3 separate regions of the Mus musculus genome follow, and regions 2 and 3 are each linked to region 1. The links are chromatin loops, found by intact Hi-C in ENCODE. Cell type or tissue: left cerebral cortex. All regions are shown on one strand.

Region 1 (8,000 bases):
GACCCATGAGATAAGACACTGGCTTGGCCCACTCCTCCGTGACTGAGAAGCACGGATCCTTCACTGGCCCTCAACAGGGCCTGACACCAGTGGGCACTAAATGAGCACTAGCTGAATGGATGAATGAACACAGAGACTACGAACTACAGATCCACTGTTGTGCCCCACAGTGTTCACCCCACGGTGAGTGAGTCCGGCAGATATGCAGACAGGAAATAACTTTATATAACAAATACCATTTTCTTTTACTCATCCATTTTTAAATTAAAATGGCTTGTTCCTAATAATTTAATATATACATATATGTATATATATATATATATAAATCAGTATTCTGTTGATAATGTGTGCCATAAAAGTGATTCTATTTTCACACACTAAATTATGTTAGGAGCCAGCAAATTGAGTTTGCTAGTTGGAATATACAAACCCAAAGCAACTGGATTAGAAAACAGGACTTATTAATGTCCTTTTCTGTCCAGTCAGTAGGGGGAAACATAGAAATAATGACAAAAGCTATAAAGATCATCTCAAAGTTCAGTCATTTTATAAAGGACGTAAGAATCTTAGTTATTTTTACATTATATCTAGCTTACTTCAGCTTTTAAACCAAAGTATAAAGTTTCATTTTTGAAAAAGAAACATGTCAGTGTTTAAAAATAACAAAACCAAAAGCCCACTAAAATATTCATTTCTCTTTAAGGTATCTAGGATTTAAAACCCCAAACTCATTTATTAACATTCCTTATTAATATGTAAACTAGGTTCCCATTAAGAGAAATAAACTTAATGTTTCATTTCAAGCAAATGTAGGACTATGCCTTTAATACGCTACAATCGGTACTAAAGGTCTTACTTTTTTCTCAATCCCGCTGAAGAATTGGAACATAGTTATATTGGCTGGAGGTTTGGACATTCCTAGAGCAATACATATGCCTTTCAACTCTTGAAAGACCTCACTACCGCCTCCTTCTTGAGCTTTTTTTGGAGGAGCATTCACACAGAGCATTCTGGCAGCTTCTAGTTCTGAGATGAGGTATGCTGAAGTAAACAAAATAAGATTTCAAAATAAGATACTATAGTTAATAGCCATAAGTCTGGAGTCACAACTCTATAGACCTAATGATATGTAACTTTTAAAGCTGCAAGAATGGACAGAACAAGCAATGAAAACCATTGTTACCAGCTGACAACATAACATTACACTGATTATGCAACTCAGGTATTCACAAACTCTTTACAGGTTAATTAAAATTTGGCAATATTTTGAAACTGAAGCTCAAGGTGGGTCACACCTAAAGATCTAGATTCTTGCATTTGATCATGCTACCTCCTGAACAGGGTTGGCATCTGTTAAAATTTTGCACAAGGTGACAAAGGGCCAATTTTCACTTTGAACCACATGTGAGCACAATGACAAAACTGCCTGCCCCCTCTCATAATCAGTCAGTCTAGAAGTGGTCAGGACCATCCTAAGTGTGAAGGTGTTGGACTTTCTAAGGCTCTTCTCTCATTTCTCCAGGGGTCTTACTCACCTGTTGGGGGTCTCTGTCATTGGTCTTTCCCCACATGCCCTTCCTCTCCACATTCCTCACCTTCTTCCCCACCATAACAACAAAACTTTCAAATCATTTCTGCTTTTTGGTATTTTTTTCATGTGTGCACACCGCAGCACGTATATGGAGTTCAGAGGACAGCTTGCATGGTTCTCTTACCTATGGGGTTGGCAGTTTTGAACTTGATAGTCAGTCTTGGTGGGAAGAGCCTTTACCCTGGAGCCATCCCTTGGGCTCTTAAGTCACTTTCTGTCAGTATTCCCTTAGTGTTGAATGTTTATACATGAGGGCCACATCTCATGAAATTCAGCAGAAGCCTAACCTAGTAAATGACATTCCTGTAACTGTCCCAAAGACACTTCCATCTAAACCGGAGGATTTCCGAGCATTCAGCAAAGCCTGCTTCTGCTCTTTTGGGAGGTTTTCTAGGTCTTTCTATCCTACCAGAATCGCCAAATTTCCTGTCCTCAGGTGGAAGCCAAGGGGAAGTCAAGATTTTCCTAAGTCATTTCTGTGAAGCCATCAATTCCTGTTCTAAAGTAATAAATACAGCTAATTTCTGCAGAGGCCACTCCATGTGGCTTTAATAAATCTTGGTAGTAAGCTATACTTGGGAATTAAGACAACGAAAAAGCAAAACTCTGGTTATGAAAGCAACTAGTGTTGTAAACATGTTTTTACCAGTGTCCTGACACACTTGCTCTCATACGTCCATGACTGTGTTCCTGCAGAGACACAGGAGGTGGGGAGTTGCCACTGAGACCTCATAGAATGCTCAGCCAGGACTACTTAGTGTCTGGCCTTTTAATAAAGTTTGCCAACCCTTGTTCTAGAAAATCATATAACATGATTTAATACACTGGTTGTCTAAATTTGGGATGAGATAGTTCAGTCATTCCTGAAACTAATACCATTACATGAACAAACTTTAAGGCAACTGACACATTCAAAGCACTAGAAAGGCGTTAGAAATACTATAAAAACCCCCAAAACCAAAGATGATCTTTATTGACAATCTACTTAAGAATCAAAATATCCCCCTTTTCATCTATTAGGAACTCAAGCTTGACTTAACTTAGCTGTGCGTATAAACTGAGAACCATACAAGGCCAGTAAACAGCCCAAAGTCCCTACACTTAAAGATTATTATCCTATTCTGGTACTTCAAATGAGGATCATTTATTTCCTCTTAAGTACAGTGTACTGTGCTAAACAATTCGTATTAGTGTGGCAGGGTGCTGGAAGAAAATCCTAGCATCAAGATGTGACAAAAATGACACTTGGCATGACAGAAGTAGTCACACAGAGCACCAATGAGCGCATGTATGAAATGCTTCAATGAAAGAGGTTACACACTGAGAGCTGCGTTGGGGAAAGCAGGCTGCAGTGACAAGGACAAGGAAAGGGACCAGTGTGTCTTGTGAAGGATGTAAAAGGTGAGTAACCTTTAGCTGCTTCACGCTTCACTTATTTACAGGAGGAACATGTCATTGTATACTCTTGATAAGGTCTTTAGGTATCAACTCATAAAAATAAAGTTTGTAGTTATGATCCTGATTCCAAATAGTTAGTATAGTCTGCTTAAGAATTAACAAGGAGTTAAAAGCACTTTATAAAGATTTACAGTCAATGTGGCTTTCTTAAGTGTCAGTAGAAAAAAAGGCTGAGTTCTACGAAGACTCAGCCATCTAGAGTCACTGCAAGCATCTTGCAGAGTGGTTATCTTCCTACGTAGATAACGTAAGTGACAAGCACAACCGAGCAGGATAAGCGACACTGCAGAGAAGAGTCAGTTGGCTCTGCTGCTGCTGGGCCAGTCACAATCTGAAGGAGACCGAAAAATATCCAGAAGCTAGACATAAACATTAGTGTCTACACCAAGTCCTGACCTTCGTGCACACACTGCCCCAGCAACAAATACTAGACAAAGGGGACATTAAGTAACTGTAGTAATTTTTAGCGCCTAAGCATAATAGCTATAACACATTTTTTTTCAAAACAAAACAAAACAAAAACAAAAAACCCAAAACAACATAAAACCTTCAATACTGTGGTTTTAGTATTTTCAGACTGCACAACCAAACAAACAACCAACCTTTCTGGACTACGCTTGTCATGGACATTCAATTAACCAAAGCTGAATCTAGCTTAATTTCAGAGCACTACAGATTAAGTTAAGATTATTGCTTAAGCATACTGGGAAGCTTGTGCAAGGCAATACAATTTCGAGTCTACTAACTGTATTTCAGGAAAAGAGACAGTTATCTTTTTAAAAAACGTGGAAAGAACTTTTCATTAAAACAAACAAACAAAAAACAAACAAACAAACGATGTTCCACAATGATCGGTGGTAGAGGAACCACTTAAGTGTTGATCATGTGTATTTAGAAACAAAAGCATTTACCAATCCAAAGAAACAACAGTAAACAAAAACCCCTTTCCGATGCCACCGTGCAAGCACCGCTTCCTGCCTAAAACCCACTGTCTTATCTCTCCAGGCTTGCCACTGATTACTTGTGTGCTTTCCATCTAGAACACAAGTACAGGGTGACACACCGGCATGACACTCCAGCAGCCCCACTGGTCACAACAGGAGAGGCACAGCAGCTGGAGGAGCGCCAAAGCAGAGGCCAGGGAGAGAGAGGTCAGTTCAGATCAAAGCACCACTGGCGTGCATCCCTCCACCAGCTCCTAGCTGGAAATGTAGCTAGCTCTTCTTCTAAATGGATAGTATTTGAACTAAAGTCACAAGGAAGCGAGGTACAACAAGAGCAACAACAAGAACAACAACCACCCACATATCACTTATGTAAAACAGACAGAGCAGTACATTCTAGTAGCCATGAACTTACTGAGCAAAAGGAGGCAGTTCTTCTCAACAAGAAGGCGCTTGGTTACATCCCCGGATGTCAGAGAAGGATACGGGCAGTTCATCTCCCCAAGTAGCCCACTCACCTCAAGCTGGAACTCTTCAGCTTCGCTTGGACCTTGGGGGGATTAAAATAATTTTGACAGCATTAGTCACAAAATGGAGTTCCCACTAGGCTTTTCCTGCCCAGGCTCTTCTTGCTAGTTCATCCTTTCTCACACCACTGTAATAAAAACGTTTTAGAGTGTGCAGTAGGCTAGTCTCTTACTTGACAATTAAGTTATCATTTTATTTTGTGTGTATGATGCCTGTGTAGAACAGAGCACAGAGGTCAGAAAGACAGTGGAGTTGCATCCCTCCTCCTTCCACTTTGATGGTGGGTTGCAGGGACCAAACTCAGGTCACCAGGGCTGCATGCCAACTGCTTTTCCTCTTCAGCCACACTTCACCAGCCCTGCCTGAGAATTTTTAATGGCTCTAACTTTATACCTCAGCCGGTTTTTTCCTACCTGCTTTCAAAGACTCCTCCCAACTGTTCAAGTCTGTCTTTTCCAGTACATTCAGTCACAGCCATCTATGAGCCTCTTCCACAAACACTGGCTCTACTAGGCCTCGCCGCGCTCCAAAGTGTCTCAGAAAAGCCTGACTCGTTTGTTACTTTTGAGCCTTTATTTAAGCTATGACTGTGACTGTGCCCTTCTCTACTAGTGAATCTCTCTCATCCATCAAAGCCCCGCGGGCTTCTCCACGAGACCTCCCTAATACTCTTGCACTCATTGATTTCTTCCTCCTGTGAACCACAAAAGCAAGAGTTCAATTACTGTAGCAATCACCAGTTTTTTCACTTGTATTTCATATTCTCAGGTAACTGAAACCAGAAGGCAGCAAACATGACTTACAGCTCTTTATTTCAATAACATGCAAAAAAATAAAATAAAAAAATGCTTGAGGGATTGGAGAGATGGTTCAGCAGTTATTAGTCTTCCAGAGGGCCTGGGTTCAATTCCCAGCACCCACATGGCAGCTTACAACCATCTGTAACTCTGTTTTAGGGGATCCAATACCCTCATTCAGACATACATGTAGTCAAATCACCAATGTATACAAAATAAAAATAAATTATATATAAAAATATTTTTGACGTTTAATGGGTAAATGAAGGGATGGGTGTCATCGTCAGTATTCTGATTGTTCTCTTCTCAGTATTGCAGATGGAGAGAAATGAATAAGCCTTAGAGTCATTTTCATGTCCTAAGTCCATTTTCTCATCATGTATTTATCAAATTGTGACTCGTCAACCCTAAAGCTCCACAGAGCTCCATTAAAGGCAGCTGGGAGATGAGGAGGCAAGCGAGGAAAAGGGCATCTTGAGAGTGATCAAAGCATCCCAGAGAGCCACAAGGCTCTTCCTGACAGCTAGTGAGGAAGAGCCGTGCTAACCCTGCCCTCCCTCTATACAAGCAATAACCACTCTTACCGTGTTCTATATGATTCCAGTTAAAAACGGTATCCCATACAGTATTTACAAGGTTTCTACAAATCAGTCACAGTTAGTGGCAGACTGCCAAACTGGTTAAAAGCACTGGTCCCAATTTCTCCTGATGCTGTGTGGTTGAAGCCTAAATTACATGACCCGAGGCAATGCACCTAACTTCTTTGGGCTTTTGTCACTGACTGCATAAGAGTAATAAAATCTAACTCATAGAACTGCCCTGAGGTCTAAATGAGTTAACCAGTACCTACTGCTTTGAACACAAGGGATAATAAATATAACATATGCTATCATTATTATTATGACACTAGATCTTGTTAATTGAATTGGTCAGACATAGGCTAACCTAGGATACAACCAACCTGCACATATTAAATATACTAACAGGCCAGGTGTAGAAAGTCCAGCACTTAGCAGGCTGATGCAAATTTCCTCAAACCAGCCTGCACTGACAGACATGTCTGAGTAAATACAATAATTCCTTGTGCCGCAAACATACCAAGAAATAAATGTATACCAGCAAGCGAGAATGAGCTCTTCAAAATGGGATTACACTGTCCGAGGGGTACACTAACAGTCAGACATTCTTACTTCCTATCCATTAGAGCTCTACCTATGACAGGAAGAAGCAGAAGGTACAGTGTCAGATTCCAAGCTCATTCAGAGTCAACAAACTAGTGGTAAAGGTCAAGAAACCAGGCAATCAAGAAAAACAAGAAAACAGATACTCTCAACACTATCATCTGGGCTGCTGCACCTGGTTACAATGATATGACAGTGGCCTAATGGAGTGTCCCCTCTCTTCCCAAGCACAGTAGAATGACAATGCACACACACTACATACTGTACAGAGTTCTGGAATCTGGTAGAACTAAAAGAAGAACATCCGAAATTCTAGTAGCCACCAATCCAGGATGTCACAATTCAAGTTTCACAAAATACAGACAATGTGGGTCTTGCCTATAATCCCAACACTCAGCAGGCTGTGGCCGAAAGATCATGAGTTCAAGGCCAATCTATGCTATATGGTGAACCCTGTTTAAAACAGACAAACAAACAAATATGGCAAGCACATATATTTCATATGTGTACTCTGTATTTTTCTCTGTCTCAGTACAAAGATCTTTTCAGCCTCTGTATATATTTTATTGTTGGAGCCTTATATTTAGAATTACTTTATCCTTGAAAACAACATCATCAAAATCACTGTGTGTGCGCGTCTGCATGTGCGATGGGGAACACAGGGTTTGACATGTTTCTTTCCAGTTACAAAACTTAAAATGTTAGCTTTAATTTTAATAATGTTTAGTTCACAATGCCCCAATTTCATTTTAAAAAGTGAAAATTTACTCACTGTTAGTTGCCTGCACATTTTCTTCTAGTTTACAAAGGACTCTTAATTCAGACACCAGCCAAGCGCAGAGTTTGGTAAACTCCGGGGAAGCGGCTCCAGCGGAGACTGCCTGCAACAGTGCACCATCGTCCAACAATGGGCCCTTGTAACTGGTGAGGAAGAAAGTAAATTTCAGAGGGAAATCAACGTGCGGTGTGTTGCAAGTAAGACACATCTATGCGTTGCTTATGTAAAGAAACCACATGCATGTGGCACATATATGCACATACAGGCAAATACTCATAGACATAAACATTTTTTTAAAAGTATTTTAAATGAAGAAAAAGTCAAGCTGGGCATGATGGAACAGGCCTGTTATCTCAGCCCTGGGGAAACAGAGAAGAACCTTTGCCCGGAGCCACAGTGACTTCCACATAGTGAGGTCCTTAAAAACAAAACAACAAAGGAACCAATCAAATGATCGCTGCAACTCAAGCCTTCGGAACACACGAGGGCTGGGGATGCAGCTCAGGTGGGAGAATGCTCGCCTCACACACATGGTTTAGATCCCAAGACTATAAATTGAGCAGAGTGGCATATGCTGGTAATCTTAGCTTTGGATAGGTGGAGGCCTGAGATCAATCAATCGCTCAAGGACATTTTTGGCTACGCAGAGTTCAGAGCCAGCCTAAGACACAGGAGACACTGTCTTAAAACAAGTGTCCCCTTCAAAACAAACAAACAAACAAA
Region 2 (8,000 bases), 730 kb before region 1:
CTGGTCCCTGGCTTGAAGCCTGCTGGTGACGATCAAAAACAGACTCTGAGGACTGAAGAGTGGGTGCGGTGAGACAGCAGATTACTATCAGTAACCTGCTTCCTAGGGAGATGGTGGTCAAATGCAGTGCTGAACCGAGAATAGACAGCTAAGTAAAGAGATACTAGACGGCCTTGTTTTATTGCAGGCAGAAGTGAAACACTGGTGGACAAAGGTGAAGGGAAGCCAGTGGCAGTGCTGAGTGGTAGGGGGCAGTCAACGGGACTAATGCTTTCCTGAGACTGGAGCTTTTTAAAGCACTGATGATCTAAGCTAGGATGTAACGTGGATTCCTTTAGCAGTATTGAGAGATGCAAAAGCTTGTTAAGATGCAGGCTTGCAATCCTTTGTTTTTTGTGTGTCAGTGGGGAGAGGAGAGGTGTGAGTCCCCTGTGAGCAGTGGTAGAATAAATGGGCAGTGTGCTTTTGCTGCCTAGAGGCGAATGAAGCAACAATGGATGGTCAGGAAAGGCCTGATGGAGAAGTGATTTTCACTGAGCACTTAAAGAAGGGTTAGATTCACAGAAGTGAAACTGGGGGCATGTCTTCTGGGAATAATATATTCTGCATGTGCAAACACCAGTCATTTAGAAAGCAAAGATTCTTGGTGACTGTAGAGTTCTGACTTTATTCTATTCTATCCTAATAGTAACACAGCAAGGAGTTTTACATATGACCAGGCTTCAGGTACTGACTTTTAAGCACTCTGTAGATACTCTTAGCCAGCGGCACAATCACCAAGATCCTTAATGTTTTTACTAACTTTATAGATGAAGAATTAGAAGTGTCAGTTTGTACCAGCCGCTGTAGTTGATGAAGACAGGAGTTGATATTCAGCCTGGACATTTGCCCTAGCTTCAGAGCTCTTAACTTCTCGGTTTGACCTCTGTAGGAGATTGTGGAGGACACAGTGCCATATTGGCCAAGGCCAAGTCTAGAGCGTCCTGAATACCTTCAGCTGTTAGCGTAGACGTTGTTTCCCGTCAACAAAGAGTCACTGGGCTATTGGAAGAAGCAGAATAAAGTTGTAAGATTGGAGCTGTCTGGCACAGGGTGCCCAGTGAATCTCCTGAGCTCTCCCTGTGAGTCAGACCTTTGAATCATGGTTCATCCCAAGGCCTGGGCCATACTCACCCTTATGTACAGGGCAAATGTTGCCTGTCCTTTTAGTGGTTTTTGTTTTGAGGCAGGATCTTACTGTGTAGGCTAGGTTGGCTTTGAGCTTGTCATTTTTCTGCTTCAGCCTCCCTAACACTGGGTTTATGGCATGTGACACTATGCCTGACTCATTTTAGTTTTTGAAAGGATAAAGTATCTACATTTGAAATGTGACCCAATAATTTCTGTCGTAAAGTTATTACTTGTGGTAGAAAATTCAAGGAGGTTGGTGTTCCCTTTTCAAAGAGCAGACAGGATGGACATATGTGAATAATATGTACAGAAAAAAAAGAGTCTTTTTCTTTCTTTCTCATATTGGCTAGCAATAAAAAAAAGAAAGGAAGGAAGGAAAAAAAAAAGAAAGGAAGGAAGGGAAAAAAAAGAAAGAAACTCCTAAGGCTTAATTTTACAGCTGCCAAGAACCCTGTGGTAGCGTCTGGGCCGTGATAGAGTGGGGAAGGTGGAAACCCTGCCTGATGCCTGCTTGGTTCTGAGACCTAGGAACCCCAGAGGCATGGCACAGGCCGGTCTGTTCTGTGCCTGCATAAGGTGGAAAGCCGAGTCTGCAATCACTCCACTGCTCGGAAAAGCAGAGCCAGCATACGTATGGGCTAGCTCAGTTCTGGTGCAGTCAGCTCTCTGCAGCAAACGTGCAACTGTCTCTCCCGCCTGTTGCTCTGCAAGGTGATGAGAGAAATCACTCTTGCCCGTTATCTGTAGCCAACAGGGAGATAAACCTTCTGGGAAGGTCTCGGGAGCAGATGACTTACGTGGTGTAAGTTTTCTGGAAAGAAGAGGCAAATAACAGAATAGCTGTAAACATCCAAACAAGAAACAGCATTAAACAACCAATAGTAGAATTCTTTTACAACAGTAAAAGGAAAATTAAGGAAACTATCCCCTTAGGGAGACAGTAAAACTGACAGGTTAAAGAGTGTTCTCCTTCAGTGAGGGGAATATTAGAGTGCAAGTATGGTGATGCACGACTTAAGAGCATGGAGCATGTCTTGGGGAAAGCCACTACCAAACAGAGGTGGCAGTGATCTTGGATTTGGCCTAAGGGTATTTCCTGTTTGTTGAACTATATTCAACAGCTTGTTTTCATTTGTGCCATGAGACTGAGGTAGGGAAGAAGGCACAGGATAGAGAACGGGGCGTGCCTTTAGGGCTAGATTATGTTAACCTTTAGTTCATGTGACAGACAGACGCCAACCAGTTGGTCCCGAAGGGACATAGCAGAAATTGTGAACTTGTTTATTCATGTGGACAGCGCCCCATTCCCACCCCCAAGCCCCCCAGTCCCTTAGGAAGAAGGAACTCTGGGTAGCAAGTCAGAAAACTGGCGAGGCAGTGGTGGTGCACGCCTTTAATCCCAGCACTTGGGAGGCAGAGGCAGGCAGATCTCTGAGTTCAAGGTCAGCCTGGTCTACAGAGTGAGTTCCAGGACAGCCGGGACTACACAGAGAAACTCTGTCTTGAAAACAAAACAAAACAAAACAAAAGGAAATTGTGATATCCAAGCAAGTGGTATTTCTGTCTGTTTCCTTCGTGCTGTAAAGTTATCTTTTTAGTCATAAAAGTAATTTTACTCATTCTCTAGTGGCCTTAGATGGCTAATTTCTATTTTTGGTGTTGAAGTTTATAAAGTGCTGTAATTGCTCTCCTCACTACCCAACACTGCACTCCAGAAACTAGTAATCATGAAGCTTTGAGTAAACTTCCTCTATAGACCATGTTTTTCTCTTGGCCTCTTTTGAATTGATTTCTAAGGCCTCTAATTGAATAGACTCCCTTTATATCTCTTCAAATCTGCTGATTCCAAATACTGTCTTGTATGACCAATGTATTTATCCCACCACTAGATGGCACCAGTGTACCTCAGAACCCTATCACTTCTGGGGAGTCCCAGAGCCTTGGAATTATAGCCTGGTTTAACACCCCCCCCCCCTTAACATCCAGGAACTGAGTCTCTGAGGTTGCGTATTACAGCTGAAGCCACGCAGGTGCTCAGAGTCTCCTGAGTCAGCCATCGTCTGCTCACTTCTGTTATACTCTCTCTGATGCTAGGGGGCCATATTCCAGCCACTTGTGGTTTTGTTTTTGTTTTTTGTTTTAAGTTATTTAAAATATTTAAGCAATCATTATTTAAATACAGGCATCACATTATTTAAAATAAACAGTTGTTTTGCTTTTGTTTTTTGCATTGACTCCCATACAGTGGACTCTGGCTTCCATAGGTCATGGCCAGCAATAGCAATGGCCTCCTGGCTTGCTCTAGATGTGTGAGCTCTATAGAAATCTCAACAGAGCCTTTCTGCCAAGTGCTTGTTTCCATTTTTGGCAAGACCCTTTTGATGCTCCCCTCCATCTGAACATGCCCACCCCTCTGTTGCTGCTTCTCTGTCTGTGCATGGCCTGACAAGGCAGCCTTTGGGGAAGGACTCATTTGTGTTCTGAAGGTACATGTTACTGCATTATTTCCCCCCGTCTTTCGGTACTGGTGACTGGGGTGGTGTGATGATTTGTATGTTTGGGCTAGGAAGTGACATTATTAGGAGGTGTGGCCTTCTTGGAGTAGGTGTGTCACTGTGGGTGGTGTGGGCTTTAATACCCGAGTCCTAGCTGCCTAGAAGCTAGTATTCTCCTAGTGACCTGAAGTTGAAGATGTAGACACCTGCACTGTGCCTGCATGCATGCTGCAGTGCTCCTGCCTTGATGATAATGGACTGAAGCTCTGAACCTGTAAGCAGCCTCCATTAAATCCTGCCTTTATAAGAGTTGCCTTGGTCATGGTGTCTGCTCACAGTAGTAAAGCCCTAACTAAGACAGGTGTATTGTCATAAACCATAGCTCATGTGCGGGTAGGATGGTATATTGAGAGGCAGTGTGGTGCGGTGGGGAGGGTGAGGCTTGGAGTAACACTGATGTGGTTGAACACCTCCTATGTTCAGCATTTCCTTAATGAGGGTGACATTCATTACCTAGCAGAGTTTCTGTGAGGAATACATGAAGTTGTAAATGGAAAGCTCGTAGTGTCAGGGCCTGGCATACTTAGTAGATGCTTGTTAAGGTGACTAGAAAGAGGGAACAGGAATGATTATAGTATATGAAAGGTTGGAATGAGATGTGGCTAGGCAAAATTAGTATATACTATTGTTAACAGAAATTTTGGGTTCTTAGTTCCATTAATAAGGTAATTTTAGAATAGACTTTAATGGAAAATTATGTATAATTTTATTAGTATTCAAAAAAATTCGCAGAGCAGGCAAGCTGTAAATCCCAACAGCTGTCTGGAGGAGGAGACTGGAGAGATAAGGAATACCCTGTCCTTTGAGTTAAGCTGGTGTGGAGGTGAGACACATGGTGACACATAGGGGCTTGGAGATGTTGTTTAGAGAGAGAAAGAGTAAGGAAGCCCAATGTACTAGAAAAGGCATATTTAGGTTCTGGCCAGCACCTTAAAGAGAAAAAAAAGGGAAAAGAAAAGCTGTACATTTGTACTCAGAAAAGTGGGCACGCTCACAGAGTCACTGAGGCTCTTGACTGTACTCGAGGCTGGAGGAGAATACGTCATCAAAGGGCTCATTATTCTACTGTTTCTATAGCATGGTTTAAGATGAGCTTGCCTTCCTGGGGGTAATCCTGCCTTCCTGAGGGGTGGTCTGTAGGCTTAGATATTTTCAAAATCTACTTTATTTAGGATTCTTAAATGCTCCAACCTCCCTTCTAGCCCACTGATCAGAGGTAGGGGAGAAAGGTGATTAAGAGGAAAAGGGGGTTGTGGACCTGTTTGAAGTAGTTCCTTGGGAGCAGTTCCACTCTTTGTTGTCAGGATACCAGCAGTCCAGTTCAATAACAAACACCAAATACAGATCAGTAGTGGCAACTTGATTTAACAGAAACAGCAAGGCAAGCAGCCAGAATGAGCTGGAACACCCTGAGAATTCCTTTGATGTAATTCTATGAAGTGAGGACTAGTGAAGAAGAGTGCAAGAGCATCCTCTCAGTTTATGGCCTTCCATTTATCTTCTTTCTAGACATCACACATCCTCTCAAGGGTCTGTTTTCAGCAAAGCATCACATGCCCTCTGTACTGGCTAGTTTTGTGTCAACTTGACACAGCTGGAGTTATCACAGAGAAAGGAGCTTCAGTTAAGGAAATGCCTCTGTAAGATCCAACTGTAAGGCATTTTTTCAATTAGTGATCAAGGGGAAAAAGCCCCTTGTGGGTGGTGCCAACTCTGGGCTGGTAGTTTTGGGTTCTATAAGAGAGCAGGCTGAGCAAGCCAGGGGAGGCAAGCCAATAAGAACATCCCTCCATGGCCTCTGCATCAGCTCCTGCTTCCTGACCTGCTTGAGTTCCAGTCCTGACTTCTTTGGTGATGAACAGCAGCATGGAAGTGTAAGCCAAATAAACCCTTTCCTCCCCAACTTGCTTCTTGGTCATGATGTTTGTGCAAGAATAGAAACCCTGACTAAGACACCCTCTTACAAAGACACCTTCCAAAAAGCATGTGACACAACAGAGTACACAACAGAGTTGTTAAAGAAACCGGAAATTTTCACTTCATATCCCCCATTCTGTTTTTTTTTAATAAGAGTTGTCTTTTTCTCTGTCATTAACAACCTACATGCAATAGAAATAATTATGAGAACCATAAAACTAGAACTTTATACCATATTTTAGATAAGGTGCTTGTATACAACATATCAAACAGAAGTCAAGCAAAACAACCTTAAAATTTTATCATTAAATATTCAGAGCAACCTTAAATTTCCATCGAAATACAATAATGAAACAAAACGACCTTAAATTTCTATTATTAGACAATAGTCGAACAAAACAATCTTAAATTTCTATCATTATACACCTATGCCAAAGTAAAATATTTAAGACTAGTAGGCTAATTGGTTATTTATTTATTTATTTATTGTTAGTCCCCATTTCCCCTCCTTTTCTCCATTTTTAGATAGAAGAGAAAGATCTCTGATTTAAACATTGTTTTGTTTCCTCCCGGACCATAACCAGTATCAGCCAACCACTCTAGATGATAAACAACCATTACATGTCAAACAACCAAAAACATCCATCCTATCTTTTGGTAATAGGGGAGTCATGTTCTTAAAATTACTTGTCTGGAAGTAAGGATATCTTTTTGGTACCCTGTGAAATTTTGGATATTGGCCAAATCCTGGGAAAGCTAGCTGTATTTTTTTATTTTGTCCAGTCTCTGTGTTGTCTCTCCAGTCTCTTTATAAGTTTTGTTGGTATTCATATTTTTTCAGTCCTTGTAGATACATAAACATAACTATATCCTCAACTTAAAACTATTGCAGGCTTCCATTTTAATGTCAACTTATAGTATATTGGGTTGGCTTACTTCCTCAGTTATATTGATAACCCAGTGTCTCTCAGCTGTTCCTTTTCCACCAACATTAAGAAAATTTAGGGTTAACAAAGCATTATCTAGTCTGTCCCTGCGGGTTTTTACTCTTCCTTTTTGTTTAATAAGCATCTCTTTTAAATTACGATTGACTCTTTCTACAACTGCTTTTCCTATAGGATTGATTGTGTAGTATACATACCAGAAATATGTTTTATATTGTAATATGCACAGAATTGCTTTATCTTATTGGAAACATATTCATGAGCGTTATTGGTCTTAATTTGCGCAGGTATCCCCATAATTGCCATTATTTCTAATAAGTGTGTAATTACACAAGCAGCCTTTTCAGCTCTTAAAGCAGCTGCCCATTGAAACCCTGAGCACCTATCAGTGGTATGGCGTATATACCTTTGTTTTCCAAATTCTGCAAAATGAAAAAGATAATTTCTTTTGGTACCACTAGGGTTACTGTAAGGTGGTTCTGAAGTTTGGTTGTATAGAGAACATATAGGACATTTTTTATTTCTGTGGCTTTGTTGCCAAGTGATAGAAGTTTTTTTTCTTTAAATCTTTACTGTTAATGTTTTTCATGAAATTTTGAGGCTTCTAACATATTTTCTATTAGTAATTCATCAATTTCCTCATTTCTGTGAGCTAATAGACCTAGCAAGCCTGTATGAGACTGAATATGAGTAATATATAATTGATAGTTTCTACTTCTGATGGCCTGTTGCAATTGTGTAAATAGCAAAGTTAATTCTGAATTAACTTCGGTATGAGAAATTCAGCAGTCTATATGCCAAACAACTCTTTCTGAATATAAAGAAATAGTAATTATATTAAGAGATTCAGGATAATCTAATCATACTGTAAGAATTGAATACAGTTTTGATTTTTGAACTGAGGTATATAGACTTTTGGTCACTTTGCTTATTTTGTGTGACTTATAACCTGCCATCCCCATCTGGTTCGCATCTACATAGAATATTGCTGCTTCTGGAATTGATGTTCTCTTTACAATATGTGGAAGAATCCAATTAGTTCTTTTTATAAACTATATATGTTTGCTTTTTGAATATTTGTTAATAATTCTTCTCTAAGTTACATCAAGCTCTTGCCAATTTTATGAGTACTTAATCAAATTGTAGGTCTCAGCCAGTAAATATCTCCCAAAAATTTTTGAAAATTGTTCTGAGTTTGTAATTGGTTCCTACTGATCTGTACCTTCTGTGGTCATTTTTTTTTGTTGTTGGCTAATTTTATAACTAAGTGAATCTCCTCTTTGTATTTATTCTGAAGAAATTTGTACCACCACACCCTGCTGGCCACCCCCTTAACCCTCTCCCCCCCCCCCCAGCATGGCAGAATTCTTTGTATTTCTTTTCTTTTTTTTTTTTTTTTTTTTTTTGCAACAAT
Region 3 (8,000 bases), 870 kb before region 1:
TGCTGCTCTGTCCTCAGGGCGCTCCTCTTTCAGTTACATAGAGAGCTATTGTCCTGTGTAAGCAACCCTCAGCAAACAGTCCCTTCCCTTCTGAAAAGTTAAGTGGAAATGTCCTTTTTTAGCCGTGTTTGATATCTCAGGCCTATAATCCCAGCACACAAAGTTGAGGGATAAAAATCCAAGGCCACCCTCTCAGTCGAGAAACCCAACCTTGAGGTTTGTCAGGGCCTTATGTGGAAAAGCTATCTCCAAAATGAAAAGTACACAATCAGAAAGAGTGTCAACATTGGCTAAGTAAAAACCAGATGCTCTTGAGTGTGCTGAGATCAAGTGTCTAGTTATGAAACACATCACTGAAGTGTATAAAGCTGAACTCCAATTTCTTGTCTGCAATGCAGGTCCTTGCGAGTTACATAAACCCCATGAGTGGTGCTGTCAATGGGGAAGCCCAGGCGTCTCCCGAGAGCCGCGCCCAGAACAGCAGTGCTCTGCCCTCGGTGCTTCTGGAGCTCCTCAGTCAGTCCTGCCTCATCCCAGCCATGTCCTCCTACCTGCGCAACGACTCCGGTGAGTCAGGGGTGCAGGCGCTGCACGGCTGCGTAACCTCAGACACGACTCTAACTTGAAAGTCCATTATTGAAAAAGTAAGGCCGTGATACTGCCTAAGAAGGGTATAAAGTTTTTGAAATTAAAGTTACCATAGACAGCCTTATCAACGTGCAACTGATGTAGGGTTATTTTGTAATGTACATGAATATAATGTGGCATAAGTGAATATAATGGGCTTTTATATTAGTCACACCTTCCTTGTCTCATCCCTGTCTCTCTCACATTGCTCTCAGTTCTTCCCAAGTAGTTACTTATCTGCCTCCTTGTCCTTTTTCCTCTACTTTAAAAATGTGTGTGTGTGTGTGTACACAAATGGACATGCTTGCCAAGACACACCCGTGGAAGTCAGGTCACGGTTCAGTTCTTTTCACCGTGGAAGCTCCACTACAGCTCAGGTCTTCAGTGCTGTATCCATGACGCCTTCTCCCTTTGGGGCCTTTTGAATCTATTTCAGGGTAGTTTGGGTTTGTACTTCCTTGATAGCTAATCATTATGAAAATTGTGTTATGTTGGCTATTTAGGCCTCCTGTTTTAAAGTCTATATAGTTCAGTTCGTTTGTCTTTTTTGACTTTTTTGGTGTTTATCAGTTCTTTATATATTCTTAGTATTAATTAACCTTTTATCAGGAGAGCTGAGATCCTCTTGTTAGAGGTAGCCACTGTTAAATTTGGTGTTGTATTCTCTCTCTTGGTTCTTTTCACTTGTGGTATAATGATGAATATGCTATTCTTTTGTGTGTGTGTGTGCATGCGTGTATAATTATAAATATATGCATGTATGTTCTTTTATGTATGCTATAGTTAGCTATAGTAGTATTAGTTTTAGATTCTAACTTTTATTTAGGAAATTTAAGATTAGTAAATGCTTTTAGAAACATGGAGATTTATGCAGATTCAGTTTTGTTCACATAAATTCTGAACAATTCACCTTCTTTATCTAGACTGTTTAATGAATTGCTCTCCTACTAGATCTCTCCAATAATTTGGTCCTTTTTATAGACCTGAAAGGAAAATGTATTTCTTTTATATATAAGTGGAAACATGTTTGTTTCTGGACATTCCAACAGATTCCAAACACAAGACACCATATTTCGCTGATCCCGCTGAGGTGAGATTGGAGCTCATTTCCTTAGTGATCGGCAGTCCCGAAGTTAGTTATTCCTGTTGAGAATATGGTTTGTTTTGATACTGAGTTTTAAATATACTTACTGGCCCTTTTCTATCTTTTAAGAAACTTGTGTTCAGATCTTTTGTTCTTGGATTACATGGATTATGTTAGTTATTGAGTTTAAGTATTGTAAGACTCAAAGGGTTTACAAAAGTCTCTTTGTAACCTACCCCTTGGCTATTTGGTAGTTTCTTTTGCTATGCATAGACTCTTAATTTGATGTAGAGTCGTTCTGTAGGCTTCTTATATATGAAGGGGATGGAAAGATGGTTCTGCAGTTAAAAGCAGTTTTGTTGCTCTTAAAGCACTCACATTCAGTTCCCAGCACCCATGTAGTGACTCTCAGCCACCTGTAACTTTAATTCTAGGATATCTGACACTTTCTTTGGTCTTCCATAGGTACGAGGGATGTATGTGGTACCCATATGTACAAACATACAAAACATTCATACACACAAAATAAATCTAAATTTTAAAAAAATTTATAAGGAGCTGGGTATGGTGGCGCACACCTTTAATCCCAGCATTTGGGAGGCAGAGGCAGGTGGATTTCTGAGTTCCAGGCCAGCCTGGTCTACAGAGTGAGTTCCAGGACAGCAAGGGCTATACAGAGAAACCCTGTCTCAAAAAAAAAAAATTATAAAGAATTAGTACATGATCTAGAAATTTCACTATTGGGTGTGTGTATGCACATCTAATGGAAGTAAAAGGATAAGATGTGTGTGTGTCTGTGTGTGTGTGCGGGCGCGAGTGTGCGAGTGCATGCACTATTTATAATAGCCAAGATACAGCTTTATCATCTAAGATTTTTTTAAAGTGGCATTTGCTTCAACCATAAAGTGTAAAAATCCTTTTATTTGCATATGGGGAAAACTGCAGGTCACTTTCAACTTAAATAAGCTAGGAACATGAAAACAAACACAGCATGTTCTCCTTCATTTGTTCAAAGTGTTGAGTGCTCTGCGTGTAGAAGCACTATTTGCGTTTTCAGGAGACCCCAGTTTGCTCTCCAGCACCCTTACAGCTACTCAAAGCTGTTGATTGCTCCATACCCAGGAGTAATCAACACCTTCTGGCCTCCGATGATGCCTGGCACCCATATTTGGTCTGGGAGAGTTGCAATGTTTCATAACACTAAGCCAGCCTAGTTTGCAGCAATTAAATTTTGAATTTCAAACTAAACAGAAAAATTGGAAGGATCTCATCATGTATACGTGATACATTTGTGAGGATAGCAAATGCTAATTACTCAGCCCCTGAGCTGGTTCATTGGTAAAGACACATGCTACCGCACCGGAAGAAGGCCAGAGTGGAAGAAGAAGCTGACTGCTCTCTAACCTCCAAGTGTGCTCTTTCCCCGATACATGCATTCGTTTGAAAGAGAAAGACTGGCTAATTATCTTTTTTTTTTCTTTTGTTTTGGTTTGGGGATTTTTGTTTGTTTGTTTGTTTTGCTTTTTCTAGACAGTGTGTGTGTGTGTGTGTGTGTGCACGCTCATTCCTGCCTGCCTGGCTGTCCTAGAAGTAGCTCTGTAGCCCAGGCTGGCACTGAACTCACTGAGATTTACCTGAATCATCTGGTTTCATTACCACATGTTGTATGTCCTTGTTGAATTACAATACTGAGCATAGTAAATAGTAACATATCCTAATAAAAAGGAATGATAGAAATTCCACTGGAGAGAAAAAGTGGTTATTTATGCTAGAAATGTTCTAGGTAGATAGAAGAATCTTGTGTGGAGAATGTGTTCATGTTATCCTACACATTGTACAATGTCAAAAAATCTTTATTGGTCAGAATCATCATTTTAACCATCAGGTAACATTTAATAAGCCTGTAGTTACCACATTTGCCACCAGGTGGAGGTACTGTGTCACCTTCAGGAATGTTTAAGAACTTTACTTAGGTTTACTCACATTTACAAAACAATTCTTTGTTGTATCCCCCTCCTCCAACAAATAATATAGTAAGTTGTATGGCACATTATACTACTCAGTATTCACATAGTGGCCATGCTAACAACCCTTAAAGTGTTAGAAAGCCTTTACCTTTTAGTGCTAGTTTCAAAGTCTTTTAGAGTCAAAAGAGAAATTGAGGTTATACTAAGTTATTTGTGTTTGTGCTCAGGAAACTGCAAAGGAGGTCTCCCCCAGGAAACACAGAGTATAGACTAAAAGGATGTGAAAATCTGTCTTGAAATGAACGGCATCCATTTGTGAGGCTGCTCTTCTGTTAAGATTTTAAAATATTTTTTACTAGGCTCGCACTCTGTAGGCCATTTACTCTGACACTCATGTTCCTTCTGCCTTAGCGTCCTTCATTCTGGGACAGCAGAATGTGTAACCATCCTTTCTAACCCTGTTACACATGCATATCAGAGGCAATGAAGTATAGTAGGACATTTGGGGAATTAAGTTGTGATAAGAGCTAGATTTTCCTGTAATGGGGTTTGTTGTCTTTAACTTTACAGCAAGGTTAGATTCCTAGAATAGTTGTGAGCTCTTGCAGGCCGTTCAGTATTGCCGACCATCTTCCCAGGAGTGCTGCATCTGTCATTGCTATGCCCAGTGAGCAACAGGAACAACTTAGCGTTAGCTCACTGGATACATCCTCGTTTTATTTCATGTCTGATTTTTATCTTGGTATCCAATCTAGGATAGTCTGTTGTATATAGTTATCACATTTCTTCATTGTTTTGTCATGTCTTAGTATGCTTTTGTTTGTTATGATTATTACGTTTGCCAAGAGAACTGGTTAGTTTCTTTCAAGACTTTTTCCACTTTGGGGGATTCCTTTATCCTGACAAGAGTAGAGTTATGAGCTTGGATAGAAAATATAAGAAAAATAGAATTTACACACCCAAAGAAAAATGAATTCCTCTCCCCAGCAGGCAGTAAATTGCCAGTATCTCTTCAGCAGGGGTGAGGTCTCATCAGCTCCTCCCACGTAAGTGCTGGAATGTTGAGTGACTGTCTTGTGCAGGTAACTGTAACTGTGTGACTACATTATCTCAAGAGAGTAGCTCCTATAGCTCTTCTCCATCTCTGCTGCTTACCTTCCTTCTTCTGTCTCTTTCATGATGTTCTCTGAAGCTCAGGCGAGTCAATGAAGATGTCCCATTTAGAACAGTCCTTATTCTCAGCACTCTGACCAAGATTTGAGAGTGGCGCTCACTAATCTATGGATATAAACAAAGTTCTTTTAAAGATAGTTTGATAATATATTTAGTTAGCAAAATAACAGTAGCAGGTCCCCTTCATCCCCCAGTCCTAGATTTGACCAACTTTACAGCTCCTACCACAAATTTTCCCCTGTGGAGCAGTCCTCCAGTCCAGTTAAAAACTCGTTGGTTGGGCTGGCGAGATGGCTCAGCGGGTAAGAGCACTGACTGCTCTTCCGAAGGTCCTGAGTTCAAATCCCAGCAACCACATGGTGGCTCACAACCATCCGTAATGAGATCTGATGTCCTCTTCTGGTGCGTTTGAAGACAGCTACAGTGTACTTACATATAATAAATAAATAAATCTTAAAAACAAAACAAAACAAAACAAAACAAAAAAAAACTCGTTGGTTAAATCATTATTCTACTATTGTACCCATAGGCATATCTTGTCTGGAAGGTCAGGGACTACTGCTTTTCTCTCCAATAAACTTCATAGTGCCTTTTGGCACTCTGAAAGCTAGCCATCTGGGAAACCTTTTTCAGACCAGTTTCATATTGATTTTAATTATGTCATACCTACAACTAAATTTTGTTGTGTCTTCAGCACTAGCTATGATGGTCAACCAAGAAAATAGCCTTTGTTGTTTTGGGGGCTTTGGGGGCTCTCTAACCAGCAACTTGTAAAGATGTATTATAAACCTGGCACTGGGTTTTCATTTAATAATTTTTATCTTCTGGGGGTGAAGCATTGTTCATCTATGTAGGGTACTATGTTCAAACTCCCCCTTTTAAACTCGATGTTGTTGTTGTTGTAGTTGTTGTTGTATTTTTAAAACTAGCTTACAAAGTAGTGTGTTTCCATAAGGCCTTTTTTATCCATCGTTAGTATTTATTAATCCATTATATATTCCTTTCTCTTCCCATTCTCCCACGCCCATTTCTGCATAAGCCTTTTGTCCCCAGCATTCACATCCACATCCACTGTTAATTCTGTTTTCCAAATACAGGCTCAGATTTCAAAAACAAGGGGGCATTGAACACATTTGGGATAGAGGACAAATTTTCAGATAAGCAAAGAGTGACAATCCAACTTTTTTACTTCTCATCACTGGAGGGTGTAAAATGATGGCCCTTTTCCCTCCTGAAAGCAGCGGTGTCCCCTGTAACCTAGCTGACCTGGAGCTCACCATGTAGCTTGAGGATGACTGTGAACATCCAGGCCTCCTGCCTTCATCTGCAGGGCTGGTCTATACCATTACACCTCACTGTCCATTCATTTTATTTATGTTCGTGTGTGTGTTTTTTTTTTTCTCTCTCTCTGTCTGTCTCTCTGTCTGTCCCACTCTCTCTCTCTCTCTCCCTCCCTCCCTCTCCCTCTCCCGGTGTACAGTCGTACCATAATATGTGTGTGGCAGTCAGAGGATAAATAGCTTTATGGAGTAGATTCTGCCACATTTGTATCAGTTTTGTGATCAGACTCAGGTCATCAAGCTTGTGTTATCAGCAAACACCTTTATCCACTGAGTCCTCTCCAGTCGCCCAGGCTTCCCTGATGCAGAAATTAACTTTCCATCAGAACTAAGTATCATCCTGTCAGACTGACACGGTCCAGCCCTTTTTCCCTGTAGTCATTGCTGTAGAAAGGCCAGGATTCTAGATGATGATACCTCATCCTCCCATGTCCATGCCCTGTGTAGGCATGGAACAGTTCCCCATCTAATTTCTATTCCTTCAGTTTCATGTTGTGTTTGACTTTTCTGTATAAAAGTTAGAATGCTTGCCAGTGTCTCAAAGTATTGTGAATGATTTGTCTTCATGTAGAATCGTGAGGTTAGGAACATTGTGTTTTTATAACTGCTGTTCTTAGGTCAACTAGCACCACTTCTTGGGATGGCTATTCAGTAATTGGTGTTAGAAAGGTTACCTCACGTGAGGCAAAGAAGTGAATTCCAGCTGGAATGGGCCACTAAATTTAACAACTAATAGAAGTCTATTTTTTAGTACTTTGCATTTTAAGAAAAAAAAATCATGTGGCTTGTAGATATTAATTAAAAATATAGTATGTTTTCATGCTAACTAGAATATTCATTTATTGAAAGACTTTTAATAAGTTGTAGTCTTGTGATTGTTATATACATACTATGAGATTACTTCATTGTTTCAACTTAAACGATGCAATTGTCCGCATGCTGTACCCATAGTGTGTACTTTATCGTTTGTATATAATATAAGGAGATAGTAATTAGTACACATCTGTCCCCCTACTCTGTATCTTTCTAATTTTCCTGCAATGGTGTGTCATAAGTGTGCTGGTCTGGTCACCAGCGATCAGGTCAGTACAGTATTGGTGTTGATGCTGTTTATATGGCATGTGTTCTTACTTATGCTTTCTCCCTTTTTCTCGTGTAGTTCTGGACATGGCAAGACATGTGCCACTCTATCGTGCTCTGCTAGAGTTGCTCCGCGCCATTGCTTCTTGCACATCTATGGTGCCGCTGTTGTTGCCTCTTTCTACAGAGAATGGTGAAGAAGAGGAAGATGAACAGTCAGAATGTCAAACTTCTGTTGGTACATTATTAGCTAAAATGAAGACCTGTGTCGATACCTACACCAACCGCCTAAGGTACAGCACCGTGTTTGTTCCTCTTCACCTTGCCTTTAAGCATTTTAAAAATCGTTCTGCTGATAGTTTTTAGCTTTTCTTCTTCATTGACACACAAGCATACTAGTACACACAGGCAATATATCAGCATAAAGGAAATGTATTGTTTGTATCTTATACCTATGCACCTTTATCACAAAGCTTATTAGACATCCCCTAGACTGATATTATAGGTATAGGTAACACGGATTACTAAGTGCACCACGGTATAGCCATTATCCAAAGAATGTTCATCTCCCTCAGCATGATGTCAGAGACACCTTTAAGTGCCAGTAAACACAGTCTAATGACACTGCTCTTGTTCCTAATTCCATATTAAAGATGCTGGGTTTTACTTTGCCAATACAGTTGTGAATGTTATAGAAACCTATTCGGGTAAAATCCTAGTGTCCAGTAT

The links. A loop is a pair of places that touch in the nucleus more often than their neighbours do. Peaks named below come from ENCODE experiments on the same cell type or tissue, not always from the same donor. Only the 100,000 strongest peaks of a DNase experiment are listed, where the experiment ranks them.
Region 2: it touches region 1 in a loop (2.9-fold over the local background); 17 of 42 quality-filtered maps call a loop at or near these places.
Region 3: it touches region 1 in a loop (7-fold over the local background); 2 of 42 quality-filtered maps call a loop at or near these places.

What each region holds. Positions count from the first base shown.
Region 1 is chr17:75,540,340-75,548,339 of GRCm38, forward strand. Fam98a (family with sequence similarity 98, member A) reads right to left here. Exons shown (of 8, transcript NM_133747.2): 2 at 7,272-7,420; 3 at 4,409-4,543; 4 at 857-1,041. Among named protein-coding and RNA genes, the nearest start is that of Fam98a, 7.6 kb to the right of the region's middle. In left cerebral cortex, no CTCF peak of the experiment used is centred here; a DNase peak (open chromatin) is centred at 3,338.
Region 2 is chr17:74,807,967-74,815,966 of GRCm38, forward strand. The region is part of intron 13 of Ttc27 (tetratricopeptide repeat domain 27); the gene reads left to right. Among named protein-coding and RNA genes, the nearest start is that of Ttc27, 94 kb to the left of the region's middle. In left cerebral cortex, a CTCF peak has its summit at 3,064 (motif pointing right); a DNase peak (open chromatin) is centred at 3,081.
Region 3 is chr17:74,669,816-74,677,815 of GRCm38, forward strand. Birc6 (baculoviral IAP repeat-containing 6) reads left to right here. Exons shown (of 73, transcript NM_007566.3): 64 at 399-567; 65 at 7,351-7,564. Among named protein-coding and RNA genes, the nearest start is that of Ttc27, 44 kb to the right of the region's middle. In left cerebral cortex, a CTCF peak has its summit at 3,635 (motif pointing right); DNase peaks (open chromatin) are centred at 379, 2,771 and 3,630.